3 separate regions of the Homo sapiens genome follow, and regions 1 and 2 are each linked to region 3. The links are chromatin loops, found by intact Hi-C in ENCODE. Cell type or tissue: A673. All regions are shown on one strand. Each heading gives the region's core, and the rest is flanking DNA. Links, peaks and the distances in the headings are about the cores only.

Region 1 (8,415 bases), core at 112-8,111, 280 kb before region 3:
TATTGTTCTTCCAAAGTCATGAGTGTGAAAGTTTCTCTCTCTTTCTTTAGTTCAGGACATTCCCTCTTGAAGTGGCCTGTTCTTCCACATCTGTAATATCTATCTTGTCCTTCCTCCTTCTCAGTCTTAGCATTCTCTGCCCTTGCTCCCCTATACCCCTTAGGGGGCTTATTAAATGAGGGCCTTGACCCTCCAGATGGAGGCTTGGATCCTCTCAAGGAGGGTTTAGGCCCCTTATAATCTCTGGCCCCTTGAAAGCCTTGCTTAGGGATATGCGGATTTGGAGCTATCTGTTGGAAGGTGGATAACATAAGTTTTGTCTTTTGTTTTTGTTTTTCCTTGTCTCTTCTTGCATATACTTTTTGAGCCTCCCTGAGCAATTCACTCAGGGGATGGTCCTCCCAATTTTCTATCTTTTGTAATTTTTTTGAAATGTCTGGCCAACTTTTAGTAACAAAGTGAAGTTTTCACATTCCTTGTCTGAGGGGTTTTCCAAATCAAGGCCTGCATGCTGTCTCGTTTGCTCCCTCAATCTATTTAAGAATCCAGTGGGTTCCTCATCTTTTTCCTGTTGAATATCAAATGCTTTAGAAAGATTTTGAGTTTGGGGTACTGATTCTTGAATTCCTTTTATTATCATCTCCCTTAGGTCCTGCATATTTTCCCAGTGATTTGCATTGTTACTGTCCCAATGGGGGTCTTGAGTGGGAAATTTATAGCCCACAGAAAGAACATTTTGACCAGGAGGGTGCTCACGTTCCCAAAGTGCCATAGCAGCCCTCCGAATCATACTTCATTCTTCCTCAGAAAAGAGGATGCCCAAGATGGACATCAACTCAGCCCAAGAGTATATGTGAGGCCCTAGAAATTGATGAGTTTGATCTGCTACTTCATAAGGGTCATCCAGTAGTGGCTTAGGCTCTTTTTAAAATACCTGACTTCCGAACTAGTCAAGGGGGCGTTCACAAAGCCAATAGCCCCCCGCCCCATCCTTGTGGTACCTCTCTTAGTGGAAAGAGTCAGATCTGGCTCTCTAGGTGTGGAGAGAAATGGAAAGTTTTTAATATCCTTTTTACATTGCTCTATCTCACGTTGAAGCTCCTTTAATGAGGGATACTTAATAGGTTGGTGGGGGCAGGCTCACAAGATGGTTATTCCGCAAAGTCGGGATTATAGGGAGGAGGAGCAATATGAGTAGAGGCACCACAAGTGGGTGAGGGATCCATAGCAGCAGCTGGGGGAATAGAACACCGGCAAGTAACACAAGTAAGGCAGTGGCCTGAAACGGCTAGGGAGTAACCCAAAACCACAGCCGGAGGGAAGGCACAGGCTGGGGAGTGGCCTGGAACAGAAACCGGGGGAGCGGGATCGGAAAAGCTGGAAGAGGGATGCAAGCACGGGAAGTACCTGAAATGGGAACCGGAGGGGCGGGATCAGGGACAGCAGGAAGAGGAAGCAGGGGAGGGACCTGAAACGGAAACCAGAGGAGCGGGATCGGGGGCACTGAATGGAGGAAGATGATCTAGACCCACGTGTTAGTGGGTGTGGGTTGTCTAGACACCGGTCTTTCCCTTCTAGAGAGGTTGGTTTTTGGCTTTCTCCCTCTAGATTCTAAAGAGTAAAGGAGGACAGGCCCCTGCTGCCAACAGAGGGCGTAAACGATTTCTTCCTGGGAGACAGGACTCTTATCCTTAACACGCTCGATTAAGAGCTGACAAATCTGCTCCTCATTAGACCCAAATTTTGGCCAGAAATGTGAGGGTTTAAGGATGGGTTCTCGAACCCAAATAAAACAACAACATTTTATCATCTACTGTTTTCGTTTATACTTGGTTCTCTCTTTATCTTTCCAGTACTTCAGCATAAGCCCCAAGGGGCTATCAGAAGTAATTTCATCACTTTCTAGACTCTTTAGTTTTCCTGTCTTACTTGAAACATTCCCCATCTTAGAGGTTATTGGTGGGGAGGGGCTACAACCTCTCCTGTTAGAGGTGTCTACCCCCCTCTTTCTGGAGGCTCACTGCAGCTTTTAAGAAGGGGTCCAACCTCTCGTGTTAGAGGTGTCTCACCTCCCCCTTTCTGGAGGCTTACTGAGGCTTTTAAGAGGGAGTCCAACCTCTGGTATTAGAGGTGTCTCACCTCTCTCTTTCTGGAGGCTTAACCTCTCCCATTAGGGGTTTCCTGCATATCCTATAGCTCATCCCTCTGGAAGTTCCTTGCATCTTTCTTTCTCTTTGTCTACTCTGATTGTTCCTGCCCATAGTTGATAGATGGCAGCACAAAACCGCAGAGAAGACTCACTCCACACAACCATAATGCTTAGCCCCATTTACACACTCTCAACCTCCAAATTATCCCAATCACCAAGGAAATACTTTGTCGCCTTTGCAAAGTCTCCTGCCTTATTCTGTGCACAAGAATTACCTGGTCCTCTTATTGCCTCGGTCTTACAAGCATCTCCTCCCCGCTTTGCTGAGAATCCAGATTTATTCGTCACAACGGGTGGGGCCTGATCTCCCTCACCCTTGGGCCACCATAACTATAGACAGTGGGATGCATCTCCCCTGGGTGGGGTGACCGAAGACCCCCTTCCCGAAGTAGAATATTCAAGCCCCAAAGTTGGGCACCAGAATTGTTGGGAATAACACTCAAAATCCTAAGGAGATTGAACACTCAAAGGATTCTAAGCAAAGCAATTTTACTTCTGTGCAGAGGGGTGCTTCTCCTTGGCCAGTCACCATGAGAGCACACCTGAACAAAGGGGCACAAGAGCCTTTATTCCTGATGCAAGTCCTGCCCTTGCACCCTTTCCCCACTGGCCAGGGTCAGGTCGCACAATCTGAACTAATCCCGGTTGGCTAGACATTTGAACTTTCTTTAGATAAGGTGGGCACGTAAGGGAGAGAGGGGAAAAGGGGAAGGGGTGTCTGCAATGAGCTACAGAGCTAGTCTTCTTTCCAAATAAGGAAAGGAATGTGAGCAGTATGGATAAGCCTGGTACTGTGGCATGTCCAGGCATGTAACAAAGGCAGAAAGGAGAAAAAGAAAAATGAGGTGGGGTGGGGGGTACTGTGAATTAAAGAATAAAAGATTGATCAGGCTATTTGGAGAGAAACCTCATCATATCCCACAATTGGTCACAAGCAAGAATTGCTGATATCTAAGTCCTTTACTCTGCCATTTCAAAAAGGTCTTGAGATTTTTGTAGAATTTAACCAGCAGATGGAGCATGAAAACCTATTTAATAACTACTTCCATTGGGTTACATGGAATACTTTCTGCCTTATAGTCTTATAGATTTGGAAGCTGTCTTGGGTTTAACCCTTGTCAGAGTTAGCACTAGAGTCCAGGTCTTAAGACTTCCTGCATTTCCCCCTACACCACCTGCCTCTGATGGAATCACTAGATGTTGCTCGTCCCAAGGGCATTAAACTCAATTCATTTCAATTAGTCATTCAGTTTCCATTGTGTTGCACTCATACAAAGATCATTAAAACAATCCCTGTCCTACAAGAGCTTATGTTCTAATTGAGGAGACAGGTAAGTAACCAGCAATTTCAAGATAGTACGCTAAGGGCCAAGACACCCCAGAACTCAGGGCTGTGATACTGATATGGGAAGGGGACAGGAAAGTGCTGGGCAGAGAAGCACAGGGTCCCTGGCAAGGGTTCCATCCTCGGGCCTGTGCCCATGGACCTAAGTGACGACAGGCACTCCTGTTTTCATGCCCAAATGTTGCATTTTCCAAGACCACTCTGGCTCACCCTGCCCTTCATCCTGTGTCTATAGAAACCCCGAGACCCTAGCAGGCACAGACACAAATGGATGGACATAAAGCGAAACACACCGGCAGAAGAACACACAGACAGACACTGGCAGTACACTGATGGCAGAACAACATGGATGCCGATGGGAATTCAGCAGAGGGTGGTTGGAGGAGATCCTGGCTGCTGAGTGACACCACTCCAGGGGGAACCACTTTCCCACTCCATCCCCCTACTGTCTCCCCATCTATCTGCTGAGGGCTACTTCTACCACTCAATAAAACCTTGCACTCATTCTCCAAGCCCCCAATGTGATCTGATTTTTTTGGAACACTAGGGTAAGGACCCCATGATACAGAAAGCCTCTGTCCTTGCTGTAAGGCAGAGGGTCTAATTGAGCTAATTAAATCAAGCTGCCTGTGGACAGCTAAGCTGAAAGAGCACACTGTATGTAACACATGGCTACTGGGGCTTCCAGAGCTGTAAACACTCAACCCTAGACGCTGCCATGGGGTCAGAGCCCACGCTCCCAGTGGGGGAGGTGGCAGAAGGTGGTGTCAGGGAGCAATTCAGGTAGTAGATACATTGTACATTGAGACTGAATGAATTAGCAGGAATTATCCAGGCAGAGAAGAGTTTGGGTGATAGAAGGACATTCCTAAAAGAGGGAAAACTTGAGGAAAGGTGTAAAGGAGAGAAACCACCTGATGTATATGGGAACGAATAGTTCCTGGTTTATTTCTAGAGCTCAAAAGAAAAATTAAAGTCTCAAATTTACTGAATATAGCTTATACTGTCACTATTAGAGGACAGCTAGCCCTATAATCACCTCATAGCGGTTTGGAGACTTCTTTGTCAGGAGCATATTCAGTCAAGAAATAGGTTTTGAAAACCTATGTGCCAAGCACTGTTCTAAGTGCTGGGAATACAACAATAAAAAACAAAGATAAAATCCCTGTCTCACATGGAACTTACATAGCAAATGAGAAATTACAGAGTAAAAAGGGCTTTGAAGAAAAATAAACTAAGGTAAGGGGAGAGACAGTGCTGAGGTAAAGAGAAGTATAATCTTAAGTAAGGTAATTAAGGGAGACCTTGCTGAAAAGGAAAGACCTGGAGAGATGAGTTGTCATTTAATAGACTGGTTGAGATGATCATAGGCGTCTTGTGAATTATAAGATGATGAAAAAATTATCACAAGTGGAACTGAAAGGACTGTGAATCAGAAATGTCAGAAGAGACAATATATACTATTTATGCAATATGCCATACATATCTTACATACGTACACTATAAAGAGAGTAGGTTTGCCAATACACTGATGTCCAGATGAGGGACAAAGTCTGGATGTTCCATGTTTCCTGAAGTTCATTTTATTGATGCCAAAGTGAAGCGGATGCTTCTGATAATTTCATGCCCATGTTTTAATCATTGCATAATTGATTCATACTTTATTTCATTCAGATAACATTTGTGAGTGTTGATAAGTTCATAGTACTGTATTAAGTGTTCTTATGTGCACTATGTATGGCCAAAAAATGGCCTGGCCATATTTGGGTGTATTTTAAGACTGATTACAAAAAATTATTTAAGATTTTTTTACCTCTCAAAAAGTCTTTAGAAGAGTACATATCATTTTAGAAATGAGAAATGCAAAGAGGAATGTCCTTTTAAATCATCACCTGCTTGTTCCATATATAAATATATATGTGTTTCATATACATGTAGATATTTCCAGAAACATTTTATTCCAAAAAGATACAATGGGCATTGAGCAACTACTGTATCTTTTCATAGTCCATAAAAAAGATGAAAAAAACTTTACGGCTTTGAGTTGCTCACAGTGTAGGGCAAATCATTAAATCATTGCAAGAAATATACACATATTCTCTTTAATGTTTAAACTACATTTGCTTTTCTCTTTTTCTTCCCCTCTCAAAGCTCCATGAAAGGCAGAGACTGTCTTAGTTGGTCATTACTGTGTTTGTAGTATCTTGCTAAATGCCTGGCACCAACACTTAGGAAATGAATAGTGGAACCTATTTGAATTGTTTTCTTTGTTCACTATTTATATGAAAAAATCCATATAAATCAATCTGGAGTGGTTTAGGTAAACCACGGTGTTATGTGCTGGGTATATACTCAATCAAAGATGGTAATAATTGTCCCAATGATTTCAGCTCTGTTTCTACTATTTTTCTGTTTCACTCAGGCTAGGCCTGCTAATTACTTTATACCCAAGTGCAAAACCATTAAAGAGCATGCCTCTGAAACAGCAGGGGTAAGGAGGATAGAAAAGCACACTTGCAGTGTCCCTCTTTGGCTTATGATTTATGAGTCTTTAACTGCCAATCACTCTTGATATGTAAACACATGGTCTTCGTATGTTGATGAATTCAGTTAATTTTATTTGTGTATTTTATTGTGTAATATCCCATTAAAAGACCATATTATATTGACACTAGGGGGATAAATTTGGACAGACTTAGAAAAGAGTGTTTTTTATGATCTCTTTGGGATTTGCTGCTGATGTGGTAATTTGCTGACTTTTTTTTTTTTTGCACCAGAAATACTGTCTCTGCATTGAAATGGCAAAAAGAGAATAAAGTTCAATCATCACTATTTCTTTCCTTGCTGATTTCATGCTACAATTTTAAAATTACAGAGGGATTCAGAGTCACAAGTAACTTCTGAATTAACTCTTAAATCATTAAATTGGACTTCAACATGCATTTTGATTTTTAATGGGAGTTTTTATGAGAGTTTTATTTGTTCAAAGAGGAAAGTGAATGATAAAAGTGATTGAACAATCCTGCTTTTTTATCTTCCTAGTTTCTGGAACCAAAAATTTGGCTTTTATTTTACTAATTAAATCATGAAAAAAAGATATATCTTATTCTTAAACTTGTCCATCTTTTGCTAAGAAACCCTTTGGGAGGTGTGTGTGTGTGTGTGTGTGTGTGTGTGTGTGTGTGTGTGAAGAAGGGGGAAGCAATATTAAAGGATCATCAGATTGTAACAATTAGATTAAATTAGTGAGAAGTCCTCATTTTAGACAATTCTTTCTTTTGCTTTCAAACCATTTACATGAGATTACTGAGGCAAGGTAACAGTAACAACCACAAAAGCAGAGTCTTCTGTTGCTCAGTCTCTGTTCAGTTTTCTGGGTGATATGATTTCTAAATCTTCTAAGCAGATAGACTTTCTAAATCATAATATTGGGATACTAATAGACTCAAATATGCTCTGAAATTATTTGTTTTGGGACTTAAAATGCTTTATTATCTTTAAGAAGAGTTTTAGATTCATGCAAAATTAAGAGAAAAGTACAGAGATTTTTCATATACTAGCTGCCCCACAAATGTACAGCCTCCTCTGTATCAATATCCCCACCAGAGTGGTACAACCATTACAACTGATGAACCTACATTGACACAGTGTAATTGCCCAAATCCATGATTTACACTAGGGTTTATTCTCGGTTTTGTATATCCTATGGGTCTGGACAAATGTATAATGACATGCATTGGTCATTATAATGCCATATAGAGTGTTTTTACTACCTTAAACATTCTCTGTGCTCTGCCTATTTATTCCTCTCTACCCACCCCAAATCTCAGCAACTGCTGATCTTTTCACTTTTGTGTATAGTTTTGGCTTTCCCAGAATGTCAAATAATTGGAATCATATAGGATGTAGCTTTTTCAGATTGGTTTCTTTTACTTAGTAACATGGATTTGAGGATCCTTCATGTCTTTTCATGACCTGGTAGCTCATTTCTTTTTAGCACTGAATAATATTCCATTGTCTAGATGTAGAATAGTTTATTTATGCATTTAGTTACTGAAAGACATCTTTGTTGCTTCCAAGTTTAGGTAGTTATGAATAAAGCTATTATAAAATTCTGTGTGCAGATTTTTGTATGTGCAACTCCTTTTTGTAAATTTTGAGGAGCATAATTGCTGGATCATATGGTAAGAGTATGTTTAGTTTTACAAGAAACTGCCAAACTCTCTTCCAAAGTGGCTATATCATTTTGTGTTCCCCACCAGCAATGAATGAGAGTCATCTGGCTCTGCATACTTGCCAGCACTTGATGTGTTTTATGTTATGGATTTTGGCCATTCTAATAGGTATGTAGTAGTATCACATTGTTATTTTAATTTGCATTTCATTGATGCTATATGATGTTATACACCTTTTCATACACTTATTTGCAATCTGTATATCTTTTTCGGTGAGGTGTCTGTTTAGGATTTTTGCATGTTTTTAAATTGAATTTTTTGTTCTCTAGTTGTTGAGTTTTGAGAAGTTTTTGTGTATTTTGAAGAACAGTCCTTTATCTGGTGTGTCATTTGCAAATATTTTTCCTAGTCTGTAGCTTATCCTCTCATTCTTTTGCCATTGTCTTTCATAGAGCAGAAGTTTTTGATTTCAGTGAAGTTCAGCTTATAAACTGTTACTTTCATGGACAGTCCCTTTAGCTATACAATGAACAGCTAACATTACAGCTAGCAGTCTACTTATACATTTAATTGGAGGGGCCATGCCAGTGCTAACATCAGTTAGCTTTCCTATAGCCTCAATTATATTTACATTTATTATTTTAGTTATGTTAACTATTTTTGAATTCACTGTAGTCCTATTTCAA
Region 2 (8,415 bases), core at 295-8,294, 70 kb before region 3:
ATGTTAGACTAGATATTGTGCCAACAGCTAACATCATTGTTTTATATTGCTATTCACAAATCTTGAAAAGAACAAAAGGACACAAGCTGATATTTTAATAATAATGTCATATTTTTTCTCACATTACAATTGATTTAACATTTCATTTACAGTATCTCATTTTGTTTTCATGACAATTTTGTGTAATTGGTATTATAATCTCCATTTTATAGAGTGGAAATTGCTGAGATTTAGAGAGAGTTAATACTTTCCCAAATTCTACATTGGTGATTGTGGAAAAAGACTAAAAATAAGTTCCAGCTCATCCCTTCTCCCACTGCCCCATCATCTCATAGTCCTCACTATCATGTATGATTTCCTGTATGATTAATTTTCCCTTCAATGTTTTTGTGATTATTTATGTTTACAGATAGAATTTATGAACACTATAGTTAATACCACTTTACATTGACATAAGTGAGAAATTCCTGGGATTAAATTCTTCTTCTTGCAAGATAACCAGTTGTAATGGGGCTATAGATGTTTAGAATGCAAAGAATGGAGTGAATTGTATTCCTTAGAAGCTGCCCATAATACAACGGTAGGAATGCAATGGACATTCAAAAATGAGAAAATACTGTAATATTTTGTCTTTTTCTGTTCTTTTGCTCACCTGTCTGTTTCTAGTTATGGTGACCAAAGTCATAATAGTGAAACTGGATAAAACTAAAACATGTGTTATTCCTGATTCCCTGGAGTTGCCCTATGTTGTTGCATCAAGTAGCAAGGACATGGCAATGCTGGTTATAAATGTTACATTATATTAAGAGAGTCACTGTTGATTCAGAGTAAAAGCCCCACCCCACATTTCTATAGTGGGCTCTAATATAACAAGGTTCAATGGAAATTTTAATTATCTCCTTTACTGTTTCATTTTTTTTTCTTTCTTTCTCCATGTGTATGATTGTTGGTGGATGGAGATACAGAGCAATTTTGCCATGGAGGTGATAAAGTCTTTCTTTTTCAGAAGTACTTTGTGTAATGTGCAAGTCCAAATGCATAATAAATGTTTATGCTTTTTTTTTTTTTTTTTTGAGGCAGAGTCTCGCCCTTTCGCCCAGCCTGGAGTGCAGTGGTGCAATCTCAGCTCACTGCAATCTCCGACTCCTGGGTTCAAGGGATTCTTCTGCCTCAGCCTCCTGAGGAGCTGGGATGACAGGCGTGCGCTGCCATGCCCAGCTAATTTTTGTATTTTTAGTAGAGACGAGGTTTTGCCATGTTGGCCAGGCTGGTCAGAACTCCTGGCCTCAAGTGATCCGGCCACCTTGGTCTCCCAAAGTGCTGGGATTATAGGCATGAACCATGGCGCCTGGCCTGTTTATGCTTTTAAAAATATTCATCTTGCTTCCTATTATATAAGGATCTGTGTATGTATGTGTATGTTCTGATTTTAAAGTTGGCCCTGTATTGCTTTAAATTTGTCTTGATGGTGTTGTTGTTGTATATAATTTTTATTTAAAAATGTACATAATTATAAAAATTTCATAATCTCAAACATTATGATGTTTCCAAAACTGTTTTAAATGTCATAAAAATTTTAACCAAGTTAAAATTTAATTAGAAATATTTTCACCAACTTATTTGTTATCAAAGTCCTCACTCAGGCTCAATATTCATAATATGCTAGAAAGATCACAATGGTGATACAGGGTAAATGGCAGGTAATGTTTATTTGTGAAACAATGTCATTCAAACCTATATTTGATCATGTGCTATGTAGTAAGTTCAATGGACAAAAGTTAGCATCCTGGAAAGTGAGAGACTGCAAACAATTAGCGTATATTATTCTGCTACATACAAACATCCTGTTATTAAGCATTTCTTTTGAATGATTCAATGATTACTGTAATAAATCCTCAAGAGTATTAAACTGTCAGTTTATAAGGAAGGCACATGATAAAAGTTTTGATAAGTTGTGCCATTGGAAAAGAAAATTATTTGCTTGGGTAAACCTATTATATTTTACATTGAGATTGCTTTATATTTAGTATGACCTAATCAGAAATGAGCCTCCTGAAATTCTATTTCCTTTGTGAATGAGTAGCATCAGTAGACTCTAGCCTTAGGCTTCAGCACTGTTCATTTTAGTTTAAGGAACATTTCTAATCTATCTAGAAGTACTTTTATTTTCAACCAAAGGACAACATCACATGAGCAGCGATGGTGTGGTGTAGCCAGTGGAAGGAATTACACATGACATGCAGATGCTTTTATGTGCAGTGCAGGGATGCAGAGTTTTGAGCTTGCATAAATTATGAAATCCAAATCATTATAACTATCTCTTAGTTGTGCTTTTAGATTCCTAATAACAAATGTTTGTTTTATTGTATTAAACATTGTGTCTTTCAACTTCAAACAATGCATATTGGTTTTCTTTGTATAAAATACTCGACAATACAATTTGAAGTCGACTTGCTTTACCTAGCTACCTGATTATTGCAGTCATGTAATTTACATTTCTGTGTGGTTGAAGAATCATGCTAAGGCTTTATAACTATTACTGTATTAGCATATTAATGAAGCTAGCCAATAACCAAAAATGTATATGTCTAGCATCTAACTCGTGTACTAGGCTGTAAGAAAAATAGAGATATTGACCTACTTCTAATGAGATTGACAAGGGAATGGTGAGAAGGAGTAAGCATCAAAATCTCCATATCCCAACTATGAGAGCAGTACAGTATTCTGTTTCCAGTACTAGCTTTTCTGTGCTGATTCAGCAGGACAGAAAGGAGTAACAACAAACTTGACCTGTCTGGTTTCTAGAAATATGCAACACAAGTAACTGAGAAATCTATGAGCAAGGCTATTTTTTTCCTGATGCATAATATTATTGTAATTCTGAACTCTAAAAGAGATATTTTGCAAGAAAGACATTTGTTATTTTCTGAGACTCTCTTCTTTCATTATCCAAAGCAGAATATGAAAATTAATTAAGTTTTATGACTGTTTCTCCTTCCTTCCTTCCTTCCTTCCTTCCTTCCTTCCTTCCTTCCTTCCTTCCTTCCTCCTTCCTTCCTTCATTTTCTCTTCTTTTATTGGAGTACCTCCTTACTTTCTGGCACTATAAGATGCTGCAGCACTATCTTGTAGGTTTTCTTTTTTTAATAGTATGTATATTTTATTTATATATCATATATTTTTCATATGGAAAACCAAATATCTCAGTGCCATTACTTAGTATCAATAGTTTCCTCTAATTCATTTCCACTGCCAATATCAAGTGTCATGTATTAGGTTTCTTTATATATTTTCTCTTTTTTACTTTTTAAAAACTGATGTATAATAGTACATATTTTGGGGGTACATGTGATGTTTGCATACCTGTACATAATGTGTAATGATCAAATTAGAGTAATTGGGATATCCATCACCTCAAACATTGAAATTTGCAATAAATTATTGTTAACTATAATTTCCCCACTATACATAGGGAAATTATATATATATAGAATATATATATAGAAATTATATATATAGAATATATATATAGAAATTATATATATATAGAATATATATATAGAAATTATATATATAGAATATATATATAGAAATTATATATATATAGAAGAATAGTAAAACTTATTTCTTCTAACTGTATCTGTATACCCCTTAACAAACGTTTCTTTATCCCTTGCCCTCCTTCCTTCTCAGCCACTGGTAACTTCTATGCTCTACCTCTATGCTATCTGCATTTTTACTTCCCACATATGAGGGAGAATATGTGATATTTGTCTTTCTGTTCTTGGCTTATTTCATCTAACATAATGATCTCCTGTTCCATCCATGTTGCTACAAATGACAGATATCCTTCTTATTTTGGCTGAATAATTTTCCATTACTTATATACACCATATTGTCTTTATTCATTCATCTGTTGATGTACACTTAGGTTAATTCTGTGTCTTGGCTATTGTAAATAGTACTGCAAGACACACGGGAGTGCAGTTATAGTGATTTCCTTTCTTTTGGATACATACCCAGGAGTGGGATTGCCAGATCATATGGTAGTTCCATTTTTAGTTTTTTTTTTTCAGGAAACTCAAGCTGTTTTCCATAATGGCTGTACTACTTTACATGCCCACCAACTGTGTGTGTGAGCATTTTCCCTTTTCTACATCCTCACCAGTATTTTAATATTTTTAAAATAATAGCCATTCTAACTGGGAGGAAATGATGTCTTGTGGTTTTGGTTTGCATTTCCTGATAATTAGCGATGTTGAGCATTTTTTCATACACCTGTTGGCCATATTTGTATGTCTTCTTTAGAAAAATGTCTATTTGGGTCTTTTGGCCATTTTTAAAAATTGGATTTTTTTTTTTTGCTAATAAGTTTTTGAGTTCCCTATTATATTCTGATTATTAATTCCTTGTTGGATGGATAGTTTCCAGATATTTCACCCCATTCTGTAGATTGTCTCTTTGCTTTATTGTTTGTGTTGCTGTACAGAAGCTTTTTAGATTGATATCATTCATTCCATTTGTCCATTTTTGCTTTTGTTACCTATGTTTTTGAGGTCTTACTTAAAAAATCTTTGTCCAGAGCACTATCATGTAGCATTTCTCCATTGTTTTCTTTTGGTACTTTCATAGTTTCAGGTCTTACATTTAAGCCTTTAGTTCATTTTGGGTTGACTTTTGTATATGGTGAAAGATTGTGATCTAGTTTTATACTTCTGCATATAGATATCAAATTTCCCAGGACCTTTTATTAAACAGACTGTCCTTCCCCATCTATCTTTTTGGCACCTTTTTAAAAAATAAGTTGGCTATAAGTACATGAATTTATGTCTGGGTTCTTTATTATTTTCCATTGGTCTATACATCTGCTTTTATGCCAGCATCATGCTGTTTTGATTACTGTAGGTTTATAGTATAATTTGAAATCATATAGTATGATGCCTCCAGTGTTGTTCCTTTTGCTCAGAATTGCTTTAGCTATTTGGGGTCTTTTGCGGTTCCATACAAATTTTAGTATTGTTTTTTCTACTTCTGTGAAGAATGTCATTGATATCTGATAGGGATTCCATTGGATCTGTAGATAGCTTTGAGTAGTATAGATATTTTAACAATATTAATTCTTCTAATTCATGAACATGGAATATCTTTTCATTTTTTCATATCCACTTCAATTTCTTTCATTGGTAATTTATAGTGTTTCTTGTATAAATGTTTTACTTTTTTGGTTAAATATCTAGGCGTTTTATTATTTATTTACTTAGGTAACTATTGTAAATGCAATTGTCTTCTTGATTTCTTTTTCAGATTGATCACTGTTAGCATATAGAAATATTGATTTTTGTATGTTGATTTTGTATCCTGCAACTTTACTGAATTTGTTCATTAGTTCTATGAGTTCTTTTCATGGAGTCATTAGTTTTCTCTATATATAAGATTATGATTTTCTCTCCCCATCTTAGAATTACATATGTTTCCAAAGAAGCTCTAGTTTCTTTTACAGAAGAATTGTAATAAAAATCAAGGTGTTGGCACTAAGTGTGCCTGTTTCTACTGAGGTCTCATGACTTGGAAGCTTTCTCCACTGACAGAGAAAGTGCATGCAAATATACCTATCCATAAGTATTTTTTATGTAAGCATCTGCATCTGTGTTAAGCTAAATACGTATTCATTTTGATGTCTCCAATTCTAATCCAATGCCACATGGATCATTCTAGCCTCCTCTCCATGTTTATCTGTTATTTCCCACTCCCCCAGTGAGAAACCTGGCTCCCGATATCAACCATGCACCATCCAGTTACTTAATTGTTATACCCTCATATACATGCATAGGAATAATCAGAATTTTTAACCCATACCCCTGTGGGAAACAACCTTATCAATTAGAGTACAGTGCTTATATCCAGTTCTTCTTTACCTTTAGTCTTATATACTTGACTCATGTAAAGTTAGTTATGTTTGTACTTTCTCTCTTTCCACCCACTTCAGTGTAGTTGTTTTATAAATTTGTAATATGGCTAAATTATCTTGTCACACTATACATTTCTTAATGAGACCCCTTTACTTCCTAAATGGCTTCTTAAAAAAAATTGCATACATTGACTTACTCTTTGTACTGTGAAGCTGTATGGCTTTTGACTGAAATGTAATGTTGTGCATCTACCATTATGTAGCAGACAGTATAGTCTGACCACCATAAAATTCTCTTGTATGTCACCTACTTAACTCTCCTGTACTCCCCCAAACCCTTGAAAACCAGGGAGCTTTTCACTCTCTGTACGGTTTTGTCTTTTTCAGAATGTCATATAATTTGAATAATTCGAATAATATTTCCAGTTTTTTTCATTTTTCTTTTTTAACTTTTGGTCAATCCTTTTAGTTTTTCTGCATAGATCACTATTTTATCTGAGAACAAAGAATAACTTTATTTCTTAATTTTCAATACTCTCATGTTTTACTTCCTTTTCCTATTTTGTTACACTAGCTAGGGCTTCTAGTAGAGTAATGAATAGGAATTGAGAGAAGTGATATTTTGGCCTTGTTCCTGATCTTAGTGGGAAAGCATGCATTTTCTCACCTTTAAGTGTGATGTTAGTTTTTTTTCTAGATTTTTTTTAATCAATGAAGAAATTTCTCTTCTTCTAGTTTACTGAGAATTTCTATGTATATATGGCTCCTGGATTTCATTAAATATTTTGTCTGCATCAATTAATGCAATCATATGATTTTTCTTCTTTAGCATTTTGATGTGAGATTGAATTAATTAATTTATAAATGTTAAGCAAGGCTTGCACACCTAGAATAAATCCCACTTGATACCAGTGTATAATTATTTTTATATATATAAGATTTAATTTTCTAATATTTTGTTGAGAATTTTTGAACTATGTTCATAAGAGATATTAATCTTTAGATCTCTTTTCTTATAATGCATTTATCTGGATTTGGTATTAGAATAGTACTGGCTTCATAGAATTGGTTGTGAAGTGTTACCCTCTGCTTTTAATTCCTGAAAGAATCAGTAAAGATTTAGCATTATTTCTTCCTTAAATATTTGGTAGATTTCACCACTAAGGCATTTGAACTTAAGACTTTCTATTTGTGAAGATTTTTATTAATTCAATCTCATTAGTAATATAGGCTTCTTCAAATTACCTGTTTTTCCTTATGTGAGTTTTGGTAGTTTCTGTCCTTCAAAGATTGATCTATTTTATCCAAGTTATCAAATGTAGAAGCCTAGAGTTGCTCATAATTTTCTTTTATTATTCTTTTAATATTTATGAAATCAGTAGTGATGATTCTTTTTTCCATATCTGATCATAGTAATTCATGTTTTCTTTCTTTTTTAGCTAACCTAGCTAGATGTTTATAAATTTTATTGGTTTTTTAGAGAACCAGATTTTGATTTTGCTAATTTTCTCTATTGTTTTTCTGTTTTCAATTTCATTGATGCCTGCTCTGATATTTTTCCTTTTCTTTTTTCCTTTAGACTTGTAATGGTCTTTTTCTCTAGTTTATTAAGGAATAAGCATAGATGCTTATTATTTTCAGATCTTATTTCTTTTCTAATGTATTCATTTAATGCTGTATATTTTTCTTTAAACACAACTTTCAGTGCATTACAGGTATTTTCATAAGTTGTATTTTAAATTTCATTTGGTTAAAAAATAGATCATTTTTAAATTTTAAGTTGCAATTTCTTCTTTGACCCATGTGTTATCTAGAAGTGTGTTTTTTAATTTCCAAATATTTGGGGATTTTTAAGTATTTTCCCTTTACTGATTTCTAGTTTAATTCCATTGTGGTCTGAGAATATACTTGGAATCATTTCTATCCTTACAAATTTGTTAAAATGTGTTTTATGACCTAAAATATGGTTTATCTTGGTGAATGTGAGCTCAAGAAGAATGTGTATTCTGCTGTTGTTGGATGAAATATTCTATGAATGTCAATTAAATCCAGTCAATTAATATTGCTGTTATGTTTAACTATATCCTTACTGATTTTTCTGCCTGCTTCATATATCCATTACTGAAAAAAGAGTGTTCAAGTTTCCAGCTATAATAGTGAATGTGTCTATTTCTTTTTGCAGTTTTATTAGTTTTTGTTTCATGTATCTTGATGCTCTGTTGCTAGGTGCATCCATGTTAAAGATTGTTGTATTCTTAAATAATTGAATATGGATTGAATATGAATAATTGAATAATATGAATTGCTTTTTCATTACATAGTGCCCCTCTCTATCTCTGACATTATTCCTCATTCTGAAGTTTACTTTGTCTGAGAATAACATAGCTATTTCAGCTTTTCTTCAGTTAGTGTCCTTCATGATATATTTTTCTTAATCCGTTTACTTTTAACTTATATATGTCCTTATATTTAAAGTGAGTTTTTTTGAAGCTATCATATAATGGGGT
Region 3 (8,415 bases), core at 201-8,200:
CTATAGCCTCCTTAGCTAGGAAGGTACTGAGTCTAATTTGAAGCCAGCAAGTGTCAGAGTCTCACCCAAGGTCCACGATATACTATCTGGATATACTGCTGGTTATACAGGGCCAAAGGATTATTTAGTCTGCAGGCAATGGCTTCTGCCAGCACTGGGGCCTTCCATCCAAGGCAGTGGGTTCTCTTCTGGCGTCTAAAAATGGGTGTGTCTAACAATGTTGTCTAGGATCTAGCGTCTAGAAAGGGGGCCTCACGACTCTGACTGGTACCCTATCCTGCTGTGGCTGAGCTGATATCCAAGATGCAAGACAAAGTCCTCTTTTCTCTCTCCTCTCCCCTCAAGCAGAAGAAAGGGATCTCCTTTGGAGCCACAAGCTGTGCAGCCTAAGGTTGGGGGAGGGGTGACACAAGTAATCCCTTAGCCACCTGGCTGGTGTCCTATTAGATCACCTGCCCCCCAAGTCCGCTGGCTCTGAGGCTAGCTCAGAACTAGGACTCACCTAACAGCTGCATTCCTTGTGGCCTAGACTGCCTTCCAAGTTTGTGTAGCATCCCAAAATACTTTAGCCTGAGTTGGTGATGCTTGCCAGAACTCAAGTTTCAATTGCTGGGATGGTCTTGTGTAAATGTTCCCTTCACAGGCAGGTGTCGACAAGTTCAGCCAGGTGTTGCTTTCTGCTGTGACAGGGCAACAGTGAGTTTAATGCAAAGTCTCACAATTGCTGCAGTCTCCCTCTCCCAACCCACAGATTCTCCGTCTGTGCCATGTGACTGCTGCCAGGGGATGGTGGAGGGGTGGCATTTGCAATTCAAGGCTGTCTTTCCCACCCTCTTCTGTGCCTCTTTCAGTGATATGAAGTTAAAATCGGGTACTGTGAATGCTGACCTGATTTTTGGTTCTTATGAGGGTGCTTTTTATTTGTAGATAGTTGTTAAATCTGGTACTCCTGGATGGGGAAGATTGGTAGAGCCTTCCATTTGGCCATCTTGCCCTGCCCCTCCTCTCTATGGATCCTTTTACAAACAAAATTGATGGCTTGTCTTAGTTGCTAAAGGAGAGCATATCAAAATTAAGAGATATCCAGCTTCTGATCTCAAGAAAAAGGTGGAAATCTCTAGAGGATAATATTTCCTTTGCATACTTGTACAAATAAATTTAGCCTTTCTGTGGAAAAGTCCTCAAAGTGAGGAAAAAAATGAAAATAAACATGTTGTCTGTTATCAGCTATCTGATAACTGTGTCTAAACAAATAATATATGATAAATAGAATTTGGAGAATATTTTACAAGTACAGAACCCATGCAGGAAATGTGGTTTTTAAAATTAGTTTATAACCAATGTCAATTTTTTCCCCATTCAACTTCATTTCTTTTTTGCAAAAGCAGTCATTTCCTGTTCTTTAGTGGACTCTTTTGAGAAGTTTAACTCAAGGATTGAAAAGCATCTTAGATATTTATGTCTCTGACAAATAACATTTCTAACTGTTTTGGGCTGGGAGTCATGATTGGATAAGTAAATAAAAAACCAAATAAATTTGGAATTATGGATTTGATTCAATATTTATCTCCCTTTTGTTATTTAATATGCTGGTGTAAAATGGGCTATAGCCACAGACGAAGACATAGTAATAGATGGCTTGATATAGGGAGGCTCTTACATGAGCAGTTTACCTTTACAGAGTTCTGGGAGCTAATGTGAACTTCTAAGTATGTTAACTTATGTAGCAAGAGGAAAAACAAAGCCATCCTTAAGAATATCCAAGGGAGATGGCTTTATGAATCCAGATATCAAGGGAAAGGGAACAGATAATGATACATCAAGCAGAGATTAGTCCTTGGGAAAAAAAAGAAAGAAGATATAAAACTGGAGTTAAGTCCACAAATAACAAATGTGAAAGGATACACAGAAGTCATGGGGACTGTTAGGTACTTTTATGTGTGCTAGGCATATATCCCTATTTTTGTGCACAAGGTACTTACACTTGTAATCATCAAGAGTAGAAAACTTAGTAATGGAGCAGAGAGGATTTAGAATCTTCAACTCCAATTCAAAGTCCATGATCTTTAAAATCTCCTGCTAAAACAGGACCAGCTGTTTGAAACAAAATCAAAGTCAAAGAGCAGATTGATAAACCACTGATTAGAAATCTTGCCTTAGTCTTACCAAGTCTCTAGGATAATGAGAAAGACAATTTCTGAGGAAAAGCATCAGTTATTATACTGAGATGTTCTAGATTTTAAGACTTGTTTTATTCTTGATTTTGGTAATGGTAGTTGAGAGACAGACACTACTAATTAGAGAAGCTTTATTTATTGTTGTTTTTCCTCATGTGTTTTTAAATATATAAACATATATTTTACTATTAAAGTTTCTCACTTGTGTTTTCTAATCTCCAGGGAAACATCTCTCATTTTTCACTATTTAGCACCATCCTTCTTTTTAGAAATGGCAGCTCGCCCATTCAATATGACTCTATTGGGACTACCGATCATAATATTGCACTCATTTGGTAACAGGAATGGGTGTGTGATCTAGACAATAATTTTTTTAACTCCCTTGCTATTGTTGATTGATTCAAAGGTAAGCAAGTGACCAAACGCAGGCCATCAGGGTTCTCTAAGAATCTTTATGTTGGAGCTAGGAGAAGATTCTTGCCCTTTTGGATAATAATGTTTAAAGGGTATGGCATTTGTTAGACTATGATTCAGCTGATGTGACAAAGACCTCAAGTTAGCATTAGCTTAAATAAGATAGAAGCTCATTAATGTGTCATGTAAAAGTCTGAGCTGCATGGTAGCTCTCCTCAACCAAGTCATTAAGAGCTCAAGCTCTTTTTGTCGTGTTACCCTGAAATGTTAAACATACAGCTTCTGTCTCATGGTCTAAGATAATTGTTCCAGCTTCTCCCATATGTCTGCATGACAGCTAGTGTGAAGGAAGAGAACAAAAGGAGGATACACCCCATCCCTTCAAAGGCATAAATAGGAGATGTACATGTTACTACTGCTCAGATCATATTGGCTATTGTTTACTTACACAGTTACTCTAAGCTGCAAGAGAGGCTTTGGAAAGTAGCCCTTACATGGAAAACCATATGCATAGTTAAAAATTCTATTATTATGGGAGAAGTGGAGGATGGAAATTTAAGGAAGCATATCTGTTTTCACCAAAGATAAGTATCAGGGTTTCCTGAAAGCTACTCCTTTTACTATATGAAGTCTTCTTGTAGTTAATAAGAGTTAGTTTAAGTATTTGAGGGCACTTAAACTCTTGAATATAGTTGTGGTACTTTCTGACTTTCTAGTTAAGTAGACAAAAACCTTTGTGGGTGTGTGTGTGTGTTTACACACATGTCTGTGTTTTGCTACATAAATTTAAGTCAAGCTGTTGCCCTTTGTGGTCTAAAGAGTCCTCAGTCCTACAGTGCTGCAAAGAGTGAGGGGAAGTTAATTCTTCATCAGCAAGAATGAATAAGGGAGGGAGAACAAGATGGCCAACTAGATGCATCCAGGAAGCACCCGTCCCACTGAGAGAGACCAAATATGGAGTTAAAAGACATAATTTGAGCAGATCTTTTGACAGAAAACACTGAGAGTGGATGGAGAGGTAACATAGACTCCCAAGTTGAAGAGGGAGGAATCTGGGAACCTTGCACAGGGTGCCCAAATGCTAGGGCTAGATCCCAGCCCCAAATTGGCTCCAGGAAAAAAAGGTGGGTAAACTACTGAGGCACAGCCTGCTCTTGCCATGGATCTCTGGGATACTATCTATAGGGCACCTCACATCTCCCACGGACTTTTGAGCAGGCAGAGGGATCTTCCCAGAGAGTAGGGAGAGACAGGGTTTCAGCTGGCGTGGAGCCCATGGGCTTTTGTGCTCAGAGAAGCTTGCGTAAGTGTGGTTATAGGTGCCCATCCCCCAGGGTTCTCCATCTCCCTTTGAGAAGGATTAGCCCCAGCTGACTTTTGGGCCAGGAGAAGGCAGGGCCAGCTTCCCTGCAGGACTAGGGCATGTCTGTTCTGGAGGGCCCACTCAAACCTCTGAGGGCCCCTTCCTTGCTAACCTGCAGTAGCATGTGCACAGCACAGCTTCTGCTGCCCAGTCTCAGTGCTTTGCTCCACCTGAGTACTTTCCCAGCATCTGGGGAGCAGTTCAGATCCCCAGTGAAGCTGGAGCCCAACTCAAAATGCAGGCCAGTCCCAGTGCCCAAGGGATGTGGTGCACAGCTTGAGAGTGCTAAGCCTAGATCTGTGGCTGGCACTGAATTCGGGGAGGAGTGCCCACCCTCAGAACACTGAGAAAGATGAGACACACAGGTTTGTGTACCTGTGTGGGAATGGGGCATACCTCCCTCTGCAGGGCCAGTTCAAAAAGGATATGGCCTATTTAGGAGCGCTTGTGGCCTGGAACACCTAAAAAAAGAATGTGTGTGTAACACCAGTGATGGGGGGATTCCCCCAAGGCCCAGAAGTAGACCTGGTGAGAAAGTTGTCTCTTCCCCCACCACTAAGAAGCATGCCTGCAAATGCAAGGAAATAAAGAGCCACATGACTAAGAGCTTTTCTACCAGCTGTTACTCTTCCATGCCATCTACTGGATCTCAGACCAGACTACAACATCAAAAAATATTCTGCTAACATTCACCCCTGTGAAAGCAAAGGCAAGAATCCAGCGACAAATAAAAATCCTGTACAGAGCCTTGGCCCTGTGAAAGCATTGAGAAATGAAGCCAACTGACTATACTCAACTTAAACACCAGACCTCCTAGATGAGAAAGAACCAGCACAAGAACTCTGATAATTAAAAAAGCCAGAGTGTTCCCTTACCTTCAAATGAGCCCAATCGCTCCCCAGCAATGGTTCTTAACTAGACTGAAATGACAGACATAGAACTTGGAATGGCAAAGAAACTCATCAAGACTCAGGAGAAAGTTGAAACTCAATCCAAGGAATACAAGGAATTCAACAAAATGATCCAAGATCTGAAAGATGAAATAGCCATTTTAAGAAAGAACCAAGGCCTGGCACCATGGCTCATGCCTGTAATCCTAGCACTTTGAGAGGCTGAGGCAGATGGGTCACCTAAGGTCAGGAGTTCAAGACCAGCCTGACCAACATGAAGAAACCCTGTCTCTACTAAAAATACAAAATTAGCCAGAGTGGTGGTGCATGCCTGTAATCCCAGCTACTGGGGAGGCTGAGGCAGGAGAATCACTTGAACTGGGGAGGTGGAGGTTGTGGTGAGCCGAGATTGTGCCATTGCACTCCAGCCTGGGCAACAAGAGCAAAAACTCCGTCTCAAAGAAAAAGAACCAAAGTGAATTTCTGGAACTGAAAGAAATCACTAAAAGAGTGTCCTCACTTCGGCAGGCTGAGGTGGGCGGATCACGAGGTCAGGAGATCAAGACCATCCTGGCTAACACGGTGAAACCCTGTCTCTACTAAAAATAGAAAAAATTAGCCAGGTATGGTGGCAGGTGCCTGTAGTCCCAGCTCCTCGGGAGGCTGAGGCAGGAGAATGGCGTGAACCCGGGAGGCGGAGCTTGCAGTGAGCCGAGACTGTGCCACTGCACGCCAGCCTGGGTGACAGAGGGAGACTCCATCTCAAAAAAAAAAAAAAAAAAAGAATGTCCTAACAATCAGAAGTGTTAACAGCAGCATAGACCAAGGTGAGAAAAAAATCTGAGTTCAAAGACCAGTTTCTTCAAATCAATTTAATTAGATAAAAATTAAGAAAAACAGAATTTTTAAAAGTGAACAAAACCTCTGAGAAATATGAGATTATGTAAAGAAACAAAACCTACAGCTTATTGGCATCCCTGAAAGAAGGAGAGAGAGTAAGCAACTTGGAAAATATATATTTGAGGATATAGTTCACAAAAATGTTTCTAATCTTGCTAGAGAGGTTGACATTCGAATACAAGAAATACTGAGAACACCAGCTAGATACTATCTAAGACAACCATTCTCAAAACACATGGTCATTAGATTCACCAACATCAAAAGAAAAAAAAATCTTAAAGACAGAGAGAAGGGTTAGAGAAGGGTCAGGTCACGTATAAAGGGAACCCCACTAGAGTGGCAGTTCATTGAGAAATGAAGCCAACTGACTATACTCACAGTAAGAACCTCACAGGCCAAAAGAGATTGGGAACCTATTTTTAGCATACACACACACACACACACACATTTCAGTGAAGAATTTTACCTTCCACCAAAATAAGCTTCACAAGTGAAAGAGAAATAAAAGCCTACTCAGGCAAGCAAACATGAATAAAATTTGTTACCACTAGAGCAGCCTTACAAGAGGTCATTAAGGGAGTGCTAAACATGGAATCAAAAGAACATCTACTGCCACAAAAACACACTTAAGCAAAGAGCCCACAGACAGTATTAAGCAACTACAGCATCAAGTCTACATAACAACCAGCTAACAACAACTTTGTCCAGATCCATCAGAGAAATCATGCTCTACGGCACCTACAGATTCACAAAATATATTTCTTAAATAATACTTGAAAATTGGAATTACTCCTTGATCCATGGCCTTCAGAATGGATGTCTTCTTATCAGGAAAACACACACACACACACATTAATCTCCTTGTAAGTCTCCATCAGAGCTCTTGGGTGACCGAGTGCATTGTCAATGAGCAGTAATCTTTTGCAAGAAACCTTTTGTTCCTGAGCAGTAGGTTTCAACAGCGGGCTTAGTATACTTAGTAAACCATGCTGTAAACAGCTATTCTGTCATCCAAGCTTTGTTGTTTCATTTACAGATCTCAGGCAGAGTAGATATAGCATAATTCTTAAGAGCCCTAGTATTTTTGGAATGGTATATGAACATTGGCTTCAAATTAAAATCACCAGCCACATTAGCCCCTAATACGAGTGTCAGACTGTCCTTTGGAGCATCGAAGCCAGGCATTGACTCCTAGCTATGATAATCCTGGATGGCATCATCTTCCACTAGAAGGCTATTCCTTCCACACTGAAAATCTGTTGGTTAGTATAGCAATCTTCATCAACTATCTTAGCTAGATCTTCTAGATAACTTAAAAAAAAAAAAACCCTTTCATTTTAAGTTCAGGGGTACATACGCAGGTTTGCTATATAGGTAAATTATATGCTGTGGGGTTTGGTGTACAAATTATTTTGTCACCGCAGTAATAAGCATAATACCCAATAGGTAGTTTTTTTATTCTTATCCTCCTCCCACCCTCCACCCTCAAGTAGGCCCCAGTCTCTGTCGTTCCCTTCTTTGTGTCCATTTGTACTCACTGTTTAGCTTCCACTTACAACTGAGAATATGTGGAATTTGGTTTTCTGTTCCTTTATTAGTTTGCTTAAAATAATGGCCTTCAGCTTCATCCATGTTGCTGCAAAGGAAATGATCCCATTCTTTTTACGGCTACGTAGTATTCCATGGTGTATATGTAACACATTTTCTTTAACCAGTCTTTCATTGATGGGCATTTAGGTTGATTCCACATCTTTGTTTCTGTGGTTAGTGCTGCAGTGAACATAGACGTGCTTGTGTCTTTATGGTAGAATGATTTATATTTCTTCTGGTATATACCCAATGATGAGATTGCTGGGTCAAATGGTAATTCTGTTTTAAGTTCTTTGAGAAATTGCCAAACTGCTGAACCAGTTTACATTCCCACCAGGAGTGCGTGTTTCCTTTTCTCCATAGCCTCACCAGCATCCTTTATTTTATTTTATTTTTTTGACTTTCTAATCATAGTTGTTATGACTGGTGTGAGATGTTATCTCATTGTGGTTTTTGAATTGCATTTATCTAATGATTAGTAATGTTGAGCATTTTTTCATATTCTTGTTAGCCACGTGAATTTCTTCTTTTGAAAAGTGTCTTTTTATGTCCTTTGTCCACTTTTTTATTTTATTTATTTATTTATTGAGACAGAGTGTCGCTCTGTCACCAGGCTGGAGTGCAGTGGCCCAATCTCGAATTGTTTGTTTTTTGCTTATTGGATTGTTTCAGTTTTTATAGATTCGGGATATTAGACCTTGTCAGATGCACACTTTGTAAATATTTTCTCCCATTCTGTAAGTTGTCTGTTTACTCTGTCGATCGTTTCTTTTGCTGTGCAGAATCTCTTTAGTTTAATTAGTTCCAATTTGTCAATTTTTGTATTTGTTGCAATTGCTTTTGGAGTCTTTGTCATGAAGTCTTTGTGGGGTCCTATGTCCAGAATGACATCTCCTAAGTTATATTCCAGAGTTTTTATAGTTTTTGGTTTTATATATAAGTTTTTAATTCATCTTGAGTTAATTTTTGCATATGGTGTAAGAAAGCTGTCCAGTTTCCATCTTGTGCATATGGCTAGTTAGTTATCCCAGCACCATTTATTGGTGGAATGGAGAATCCTATCCCCATTGGTTGTTTTTGT

What was found. A loop is a pair of places that touch in the nucleus more often than their neighbours do. Peaks named below come from ENCODE experiments on the same cell type or tissue, not always from the same donor. Only the 100,000 strongest peaks of a DNase experiment are listed, where the experiment ranks them.
Region 1: it touches region 3 in a loop (16-fold over the local background); 4 of 110 quality-filtered maps call a loop at or near these places.
Region 2: it touches region 3 in a loop (9-fold over the local background); 3 of 110 quality-filtered maps call a loop at or near these places.

Annotation. Positions count from the first base shown.
Region 1 is chr4:107,374,251-107,382,665 of GRCh38, reverse strand. No RefSeq gene overlaps it. Among named protein-coding and RNA genes, the nearest start is that of PAPSS1, 340 kb to the left of the region's middle. RefSeq lists an enhancer at 2,781-3,362. In A673, for the core only: CTCF peaks have their summits at 1,644 (motif pointing right), 2,285 and 3,186 (motif pointing right); DNase peaks (open chromatin) are centred at 1,655, 2,285, 3,225 and 6,075; H3K27ac peaks cover 2,424 bases.
Region 2 is chr4:107,160,875-107,169,289 of GRCh38, reverse strand. No RefSeq gene overlaps it. Among named protein-coding and RNA genes, the nearest start is that of DKK2, 130 kb to the right of the region's middle. In A673, for the core only: no CTCF peak of the experiment used is centred there; DNase peaks (open chromatin) are centred at 2,029, 2,199, 2,919 and 4,109; H3K27ac peaks cover 6,968 bases.
Region 3 is chr4:107,090,654-107,099,068 of GRCh38, reverse strand. No RefSeq gene overlaps it. Among named protein-coding and RNA genes, the nearest start is that of DKK2, 59 kb to the right of the region's middle. In A673, for the core only: a CTCF peak has its summit at 4,606 (motif pointing left); DNase peaks (open chromatin) are centred at 3,898 and 4,578; H3K27ac peaks cover 1,390 bases.